Linked DNA regions of Homo sapiens: region 1 is linked to region 2. The links are chromatin contacts, found by Hi-C in ENCODE. All regions are on one chromosome and are shown on one strand. The core of a region is the stretch at or near the end of the contact, and the rest is flanking DNA. Distances in the headings are between cores, read along the strand shown. Region 1 overlaps CRB2 (crumbs cell polarity complex component 2). Region 2 overlaps RC3H2 (ring finger and CCCH-type domains 2).

Region 1 (4,761 bases), core at 1,574-4,073, 470 kb after region 2:
CCCAAGTAAGTGGCTGTCTGCCACTCGCTGGGGGAAGTGGGGAGGTGGCATTTCTGGAGAAGGCTCCGTGGGCTATTCCCTGAGGCTCCTTCTCTCCGCAGGTGTGGCGGAGGCCACGTTCCGCGAGGGTCCCCCCGCCGCGTTCAGCGGGCACAACGCGTCGTCAGGGCGCTTGCTCGGCGGCCTGTCGCTGGCCTTTCGCACGCGCGACTCCGAGGCCTGGCTGCTGCGTGCCGCGGCGGGCGCCCTGGAAGGCGTGTGGCTGGCGGTGCGCAATGGCTCGCTGGCGGGGGGCGTGCGCGGAGGCCATGGCCTGCCCGGCGCTGTGCTGCCCATACCGGGGCCGCGCGTGGCCGATGGTGCCTGGCACCGCGTGCGTCTGGCCATGGAGCGCCCGGCGGCCACCACCTCGCGCTGGCTGCTGTGGCTGGATGGTGCCGCCACCCCGGTGGCGCTGCGCGGCCTGGCCAGTGACCTGGGCTTCCTGCAGGGCCCGGGTGCTGTGCGCATCCTGCTGGCTGAGAACTTCACCGGCTGCTTGGGCCGCGTGGCGCTGGGCGGCCTGCCCCTGCCCTTGGCGCGGCCCCGGCCCGGCGCGGCCCCTGGCGCCCGAGAGCACTTCGCGTCTTGGCCTGGGACGCCGGCCCCGATCCTCGGCTGCCGCGGCGCGCCCGTGTGTGCGCCCTCGCCCTGTCTGCACGACGGTGCCTGCCGTGACCTCTTCGACGCCTTTGCCTGCGCCTGCGGCCCGGGGTGGGAAGGCCCGCGCTGCGAAGCCCACGTCGACCCCTGTCACTCCGCCCCCTGCGCCCGTGGCCGCTGTCACACGCACCCCGACGGCCGCTTCGAGTGCCGCTGCCCGCCTGGCTTCGGGGGCCCGCGCTGCAGGTGGGATGGCTGGGCAGGGGGGTGGGCTGCGAATGCCCCCTGGGGCTATGGTGGGGCAGAGAAGTCTGCCAGGTCTGTGGATGAGTCGCTTCCCTTCCCTGGTCCTCATGTCCTTATCTGTGACATGAGGAGGACAGTTTAATTTGATAAATTTCCTGATAAAATACAGATCAAAACACAACCAGTTAGCCTGGAATTTCAGATAAACAGCGCTGTGGTCTGGGGCTGGGAGCCGCCTGCCGCTTACACGGAGGTTCATCCCTATTGGTGGCTGGTTGGGGTGGAGGGAGGGGGTCAGGCTTTGGCGCTTCCCTTATTCATCTGGCAGTGGCTCTCCCGGGAGCCCAGCGTGTGGAAGGGGATCTGGCTGTGGCCTGACCCCTCCCTCTCCCCTCAAGGAATGTCCAGGCGTTGTGTTTAGGAGCTGCTTTTGTTCAGAGTCCTTACACTTTGTTGTCCTGAGTCCTCTGAGACTCTGGAAAGCGAGTGCAACCCTGTGTCCCTTCCCTCCCATCAGGGACCTCAATCCCATGCCCAATAGAGGAAGGCCCTGAGTTCCATACATGAGAACACAAGCTCAGGTGGCCCACGGTCACAGCGCTGGGGAGGGCAGGTCCCAGGTGTCCTGCACCCACTCCAGCCTCTGCTCTCTCCCCAGGTTGCCTGTCCCATCCAAGGAGTGCAGCCTGAATGTCACCTGCCTCGATGGCAGCCCATGTGAGGGTGGCTCTCCCGCTGCCAACTGCAGCTGCCTGGAGGGTCTTGCTGGCCAGAGGTGGGTCTGGGGGCCTGGGAACTGTGAGGAGGTCCAATGAATGTGGAGGGCTGTTCCTCCAGCCAGGGTGGGGCGGGGGTCCTCGCCCACCTTCTCACCCCTCCCTGGTATCACAGTCACCATTGTCACTTGAGTTTCCTTCCATGACTCGCAAGACCATCCTCTGTGATACAGACTGCTGCTGGGCAGTGGTTGCCTGGTGGCAGTTCTGGAAACCCAGCCTCAGCCCGCCTGTGGGAGACCATAAAAGTGCAGATTCTGGGCCCTGCAGACAGTGGCGTCAGCGTCTGGGGCACCTGCCTTCACACAGGCTCCCGTCACCCTAATGGGATGAGAGTCCTTCTCAGTGACGGCTGCTCAGGTGGTCACCTGGCAGGGCCCAGCTGGGCAGGAGCAGCGCATGGGGACAGTGGATGGATAAGCTCTGATGCTTGCTGAAGTGGGGATGGGCAGCAGAGCAGCTGGGAGCACAAGAGGCAGCCATGGGGGAAGCCGCTTTCTCAGCCCCCCTCCCTCTCCAGGTGTCAGGTCCCCACTCTCCCCTGTGAAGCCAACCCCTGCTTGAATGGGGGCACCTGCCGGGCAGCTGGAGGGGTGTCTGAATGTATCTGCAATGCCAGATTCTCCGGCCAGTTCTGTGAAGTGGCGGTGAGTGTTGTCAGGGGTGAGGGGCCGTGGACGTGGCCTGCTGGGCCCTTGGCGAGATGCTGCTGGGGAGAGAGCGCAGCACCATGGGGCTGTTCCTGGGCCACTCTGTCATGGGGTGGGGCAGTGAGAGGAGCCTCAGGTCCCTTCCACACCCCCCACACAAGAGGTATTTCCACTGCAGGGAGAGCTTTGGGGGCTGTCACCGTCTATTGACAAGAGCACAAAGCTCCTAGCTGGGTCAGCGGCTTCCTCAGAGTGCCCAGGGCAGTGGCAGTGAGGACAGATGGTCTCTGCCAATCCAACCAGGACTCAGGGCCATGTTGGTGTTCTGGGATTTAGGTTGGTGAATCCAGGAGACTCATCTCCAGGGGTTTCTGAGCCAGTGTCCTGAGTAGGAAGACACGGAGGGGCAGGGGGCCTGGGAGTCCGCACTGGAGCAGGCTCGGCCCGCTGTGCAGGCTGGCCCCAACCCCGGGTGGCTCAGCCCAGGAGGAGCCTGGACAGACGAAGGCAGCAGGCGCTGGAGCTGTGAACCTCCCCGCCACACCCCTTCCTGGGGCGGGGTGGGGGGAGTGGGTGCTGGCGAGGAGAGGCTTGGAAGGGAAGTCTGGGGAGCAGCCTTGATCTCTACAGGCTTCTGGCAGCCTGGGTCATAAACCACAAATCCCCTCCGCTTACGGGGAATGTTTCCTTTCAAGTTGAACTTTTACAGCCTCTGGCTTCCCTACCCAGCCACCTCCCCAGGGCAGGGGGAGGAAATGGCTTTACAGCTCCTCCCTCAAAATGTCCAACGGTGGAGGCTGGCAGGACCCTCTCAGGACCAGAGGAACTTTCCTGTCAAGTTTTAGGACCCAGGTCACAGTGGGCTGGGAAGCCTGGAGGTACAGAGGGAGGCTGGTGAGTCCCAGAGCCCATGCCTCTGGAATCCTCGCATCCTGGGACTACAGAGTCCCAGGCATGTAGAGGCTTTGATGGGGAATCCTGGGAGCCTGTGACTGGAGACACCAGGGAGGTTTGCTGGGCTCCCCGAAGCCTGGGCCGAGGCTCGCAGGGACAAGCTGTCATAACAGCCCCTCGGCCCCCCTGCCACCCTGCCCCCGCAGGTGGGCCCCAGTGGATTCTGACCTTGCTATTGTGGCAGGGGGCCGCTCAGCCTGCCCCTGCTCCTGCTCTGCCTCATGAGACCCTCGTAGGCTTCTGTGAAACCCATGCACCCTGCTTAGCTCCTGCCGGGTGTTCAATAAACGCCCATCTCTGTCCTTCTAGCCAGAACTCCTTTGTTGTATAGGCCTCCCCGAGCAGTGGCTGTGACAGGTGGTTTCCTGGCACTTGCCTGCATACCCCTGGGGCTGGGTCTTCACTGCTCCCAGGGCAGCCTGCTCCCAGCTCTGATTTTCTCTGAGTAGGTCCTTGTGCTGCGCTCTCTGCTCTCTGAGGGCCCCGGCGTCCTCCCCTTCTCTGCGGTCTTAGGCCTCGGTGTCGTGTCTCTTGCAGAAGGGCCTGCCCCTGCCGCTGCCATTCCCACTGCTGGAGGTGGCCGTACCTGCAGCCTGTGCCTGCCTCCTCCTCCTCCTCCTGGGCCTCCTTTCAGGGATCCTGGCAGCCCGAAAGCGCCGCCAGTCTGAGGGCACCTACAGCCCAAGCCAGCAGGAGGTGGCTGGGGCCCGGCTGGAGATGGACAGTGTCCTCAAGGTGCCACCGGAGGAGAGACTCATCTAGGCCAGCCTGGCTGCTGGCACCAGCACCTGGAGGTCCTGAATGGTTTCTACCTGGAGACCCAAGGAAGCTGCTTCCAGGGCTCGGGACATTGCTACGGAAGTGTCCCCTTGGCTGGCAGCCTCTGCCTCTGCCTCTGCCCCATCCTGGATGGAGGACGAGGGGAGCAACTCAGGGAAACAGAGGCCTAGAGAGGCTGCGGACTTCTCCATCCCACCCTCGGGGTTCCGCCTTGGCAGGTGTACGGCTGTGCGTGGGAGGGCACACGTGGGTTCACAGTGTGTTCAGGAGTGTGTGTATCTGGAGGAGTGTGTGTGTGAGTGTGTACCTGGGCCTGTGTTAGTCTGCAGATGCTAGTGTGAGTGTGTCCTGACATGGCTCCAGGGCGTGTCTGCCGTGTTTACTGTGTGTCTATGACTGTGATGGGTGTAGCTGATCCCAGGAGGTGGCGGCTGCGCCATGGGGTCAACCATTACAGTCCTAGGGCAGGGGCGGCCCAAGGCTGCATGTTCTCCAGGAGGCCAGGCCGGGGTTGCCCAGGCACCTCCTTCCCCGCCTCTGGGGGCTGCTCCTGCTGTGGAGGCAGCTGGGAAGTCAGGGAAGGCCACTAGCAGAGGCTGAGTGGGCTTCTGGCTCCTAGAACAAATGTCCCTTCAGGCAGGTCTGTCTGCCAGAAGCCAGAGCCAGTCATGCGAGGGAACCACAGACCCACCCGCCCCCTCAGCCGGAGCAGC
Region 2 (4,928 bases), core at 547-3,046:
GCAACCTCTGCCTCCCAGGTTCAAGTGATTCTCCCGCCTTGGCCTCCCAAGTAACTGGGACGGCACCCACCATCATGCCTGGCTAATTTTTGTAGAGACAGGGTTTCTCCATGTTGGCCAGGCTGGTCTTGAACTCCTGACCTCAGGTGATCTGCCCACCTCAGCCTCCCAAAGTGCTGGGATTGCAGGCGTGAGCCACCGCGCCCGGCCCTGCGCTTTTATATTCACAAAAACAGAGATTAAAAAAAATCTTGGTAAAAATGAATTACAGGGCTTGCTATGTAAAAAGCACCCCTATACAAACTTTCTCAAACAGCTCTAATGCAAATTATCTAATATCGTTATCTTTAAAGTAACCAAATCTTCCAAGTTATAATTTTACAACTTTCATCCTCAAATTACCACATCTATTAATGCCATCAATCTAAAAACCAATTAGTTTCCTTCCAACTTTAGAGATAAGCACTGAGCAGATGAATATATCACTCCCTAAAACTACTGAACATTTTTAACATCCAGTTTTCTGGTTTGCAGAGTTATACAAGAAAAGGCCTTTGAGGAAGAATGAATTTCATCTTAAATCTACTGAAAGCCCTAATATAGTTAATAACTTGAACTGATTAAATATTTATGAAAACAGGACACTGCGTGTAGTTTTTCATAATGGCCACCTGTTTGGAAATGTTAATTCTGTGGGTTAGGGTATCACAGGCCACCTGGTAGTACAAAATAAGAGCAAATACCTTTTCCTTAGTTTTCCAAAGCCTTTCTGAAATGCTTTATATTAAAGCACATAAGTGTGGGGCTTGGGGTGGGGGAGTTTCAACCATACAGAAAAATGCTATCTTTCATATTGTCACCTACTACACAGTTTTAAACTGTTTCAAACTATACCAGAGCACACTTAATAGTTTTATGTTACAATAGTCCTTAGTATAGTTTTATGTTACAATAGTCCTTAGTGTGTTTCAGCATAGAAACATCAGAGGTTTTAACATAATTAATACTGAGAAGTTTAATTTCTACCACAAATTGAATTAATACCTTTAAGATATAAAGGTAAAACACTGCCAAAATTTTGGCAATAACTCTACCAAATTTTCTTCTCTGTGTCAGAGTCTAGCTTTCTGACAGTAAATTATCAACTAAACTTCCCTTATACGATCAGATGTAAGAAACGCTTTGATTTTCCAAATATGTTTTTCTTCAGTAATATTATCAGTAAATCCTAGATTCCTTAATTAAGATAAATCAATATAAAATTTTACCTAAAACATAGAAGAAACTTCATTCCTTCAAAACAGGCACTTTGTAAACATTTACCTAGAAAATATTTTTGTAACTACCAAAAATGGTAAATATCCTATAGTTTTTATAATTTAAAGAGCATATAAATGAACCATGGAGCACTAAGACTACATATTAATTTGCAAAACTTCTAGACCTATACTAATACATTTTATGCAACTTATTTGAGTCTATGTAAGTCTAAATTGCTATGAATATTTATAGTTACTACTGAAGTATTCTTCTCAAATAATCAAAACATTTCAAACTGAGATAAAATGGACTAAAAGGCCTACAACTCAAGATACCTAAAGTGATTCCTTAAGAAAAACATTCTAATTATTTGTATTAACTAATTTTAGTTACCAGTTACAAAAATTGAAAAAGGATAATAAGATAAAGCATAGGAGTGAGAAATGCTAAATTAAAGGTGGGACCATAAACAATTTTTCGCTCAAATAATTTTCCAGACTGTAAGTTCCTTGCTATGAGTGCTGACACATAAAACAGGAAGCACAATAGGCATCTCTTATATGATTCAAATTACAAACTGCTTTATTAAGAGCCAGCTAAATACTTTCATTTTCTCTTATTAGTCCACCATATTATGCAGCCAGTTCAGGTCTACGGCATCTGATTTTAAAATGCCAGAATAAAGTTTATGCTTCTTTAACTGTCATATATGTATACATCATTTTACAATTCTCTTAATAAAAATGTAAACCTTAGGGCTTAGTTCTTCTAATTAAAACCATTGTTTTCATTCTTGTTAACCTATGTGAGGAATATAAGCTACTGAAATGGACTGTCACAGTACTTCCCCGTTTAGAAAACTTAAAAATAATTAGTTTTGTTCTTAAAAAATGATATTTAAAGCATAAGCACAATTTGGATCTCTAGCTAAAAGACAAGTAAAAACCAAAACAGCAATGGAAACAACCTGTAAGCTAGAAACTCAGTACTGGAGAAAAAGGAATTGAATTGCAATTTAAAAGACTGCTATAATATGTGATTTTGCCGTTAACGTGTGAAGTATATATGACTCAAATTTTACTTCTTAAATACACTATGTGGTTGAACTGTTTTAAAATAAATATTAGATATAACTTCCAATGCATTCTTTTTTTTTTTTTTTTTTTTGAGATGGAGGAGTCTCACTCTGTTGCCTAGGCTGGAGTGCGGTGGTGCGATTTCGGCTCACTGCAACCTCCGCCTCCCGGTTTCATACGATTCTCCTGCCTCAGCCTCCTGAGTAGCTGGGATTACAAGTGCGCACCACCATGCCCGGTTAATTTTTGTATTTTTAGTAGAGACAGGGTTTCACCTGTGGGTCAGGCTGATCTCAAACTCCTGACCTCGTGATCTGCCCACCTTGGCCTCCCAAAGTCCTGGGATTACAGGCATGAGCCTCGGCGCCCAGTCTCAATGCATTCTAATAGGGCAATAATGAGATAACTACTTCTTTTTTTTTTTTTTTTTTGAGACGGAGTTTCGCTCTTGTTGCCCAGGCTGTAGTGCAATGGCGCGATCTCGGCTCACTGCAACCTCCGTCTCCCGGGTTCAAGCGATTCTCCTGCCTCAGCCTCCGGAGTAGCTGGGATTACAGGCATGCGCCACCAGGCCCAGCTAATTTTTTGTAATTTTAGTAGAGATGGGGTTTATCCATGTTGGTCAGGCTGGTCTCGAACTCCTGACCTCAGGTGATCCACCCGCCTCAGCCTTCCAAAGTGCTGGGATTACAGGCGTGAGCCACCGCGCCCAGCCAACTTTCTATTTTAACAAGTATAACTAATATTAGTGATGACGAGAAAAATACTTTCTTTGAGATAGAACTTACTTCTGCCTATCAAATCATAGCCAATGGATAACTTCATCCTTCATATTACCAAAGTCCTTAGCTCTTTAATTATTCTGATTGTAACAGGATAATCTATCTGGAAGTTTTGGGTTTTTATACATCTACTTTTATTCCACTAACATATTTCTTGGAAGAGTAATGCTGATCTACAACAGTAATATCCGATAGAAATATGTGAGCCATTATAATCCGAGTAATTTTTAATTTTCTGGTAGTCACATTAAAAAAGGTTAAAAGAGGCTAGGCGTGGTGGCTCACGCCTGTAATCCCAGCACTTTGGGAGGCGGAGGCGGGAGGTGGGTGGATCACTTGAGGTCATGAGTTCCAGACCAGCCTGGTCAACATGGCAAAACCCCATCTCTACTAAAAATACAAAAATTAGCCTGGTGTAGTGGTGCCTTCCTGTAATCCCAACTACTCAGGAGTCTGAGGCATGAGAATTGCTTGAACCTGGAAGCAGAGGTTGCAGTGAACCCGAATGGTGCCACTGCACTCCAGCATGGGTGATAGAGAGAGACTGTCTCAAAAAAAAAAAAAAAAAAGTTAAAATAGCTAAAATTATTTTTAGTAATATATTTTATTTATCCCAGTTTATACAAAATATCATTTCAACATGTTGTCAATATTAAAATTACTGAGATATTAAAAAAAATCTTGGTACTAAGTCTTTGAAATCTGGTATTTTACACCTAAAGCACATCTCAATTCACAGAAGCCACATTTCAAATCTTCAACTGTCACATGTGGCCACTGGCTAGTACTGGACAGTGCAACTCTAGAATATTTAAATTATAAAGTAATACTTAGAACTTTTATCAGGAAATTGAGGTAAAACTCACACTTACACTTAAAGCTTTAGTAAAATTAGAGACGCTGATCATAACATTCATGAGACTGGATGCAAAACATGAACTTATTTTTAATTTTCAGCTAGCTTTATTTTACCCATGCTTCCTTTTTCCATCACTAAAAAGTGAAACTTCAACACGGTACAAACTAAACAGTAAGTAGTTACTAAAACCTTGTTATGAAGTTTTTTTTAGCGTTCTTAGCTATTGCAAACAATGTAGAAGTTCAACTTTTGAATATAAAATCCTGAGTGTAAAGAAGAATGCTTTGCCAAAATGCAAATTTTTGGTTTTTTCAAAGTGGAAGACAGCAAATTACAAAAGCAGAGTATGATTTAACAAAAATATATGAACAAAGGACGTAAGTCTTCTTACATGTCAGGTTACCACAACAGAAATAACAGATCAGGGGTAACTCAAAGGATCCACTAATGAACACGAGTGTAATTAAATCCTCATAGAACAAGTGCCTGTTTGAATTATAACATCTGCTTTTTCTAAACGTAACTAGAATATGTTTCACATTCTGTCCTCCTAGCAATTTTCCAAACTCTAAAATTTTGAAAACATTAATCTCCAAATCAACGAAAATGTCAATATTGAAAAGCAGTCTTTAACAGGATGTAACGACCTCTATTTCTTCAAAAATTGAACGTGGAAGTAAACAACGTAAGAAAGGCATGTGAAGCTACAACAGTGGTATAGCTTTTTAGACAGCTAAAAGGTTTTTTAAAAAGGAGAATCTATTAATATTCTTAATATCGTAAAAAGCTTTTAACTAAGTTTGTATGTTTAACCATTAAAAGGCTGCACTGGCTAACATTTGTTTCTTTGCTTTTGAGTGACTTTATACCACTGTGGTATAGCAACGTTAGCTTTCTCAGGTTAACCAAAAGTTCCTACTGGAACTTAAAAGTTTGGCCAATACAAAATTG

Evidence for each region. A loop is a pair of places that touch in the nucleus more often than their neighbours do. Pooled maps may share reads with other maps.
Region 1: a map of breast epithelium shows a loop between it and region 2 (14-fold over the local background). The contact joins two enhancer-like sites. A Hi-C loop is called at or near these places in 1 of 168 maps with a recorded cell type or tissue (breast epithelium) and 2 of 50 pooled maps.

Annotation. Positions count from the first base shown.
Region 1 is chr9:123,373,033-123,377,793 of GRCh38, forward strand. It overlaps CRB2 (crumbs cell polarity complex component 2), which reads left to right. Exons shown (of 13, transcript NM_173689.7): 10 at 102-888; 11 at 1,547-1,663; 12 at 2,185-2,311; 13 at 3,806-4,761. The coding sequence ends at 4,030. Among named protein-coding and RNA genes, the nearest start is that of CRB2, 19 kb to the left of the region's middle. RefSeq lists enhancers at 2,672-3,290, 3,291-3,908. Within about 2 kb of position 2,824, at least 6 of the 41 ENCODE cell types and tissues checked have a DNase peak (open chromatin) inside an H3K27ac peak, as active enhancers do.
Region 2 is chr9:122,899,180-122,904,107 of GRCh38, forward strand. The region is part of intron 1 of RC3H2 (ring finger and CCCH-type domains 2); the gene reads right to left. Among named protein-coding and RNA genes, the nearest start is that of RC3H2, 3.7 kb to the right of the region's middle. Within about 2 kb of position 1,797, at least 7 of the 41 ENCODE cell types and tissues checked have a DNase peak (open chromatin) inside an H3K27ac peak, as active enhancers do.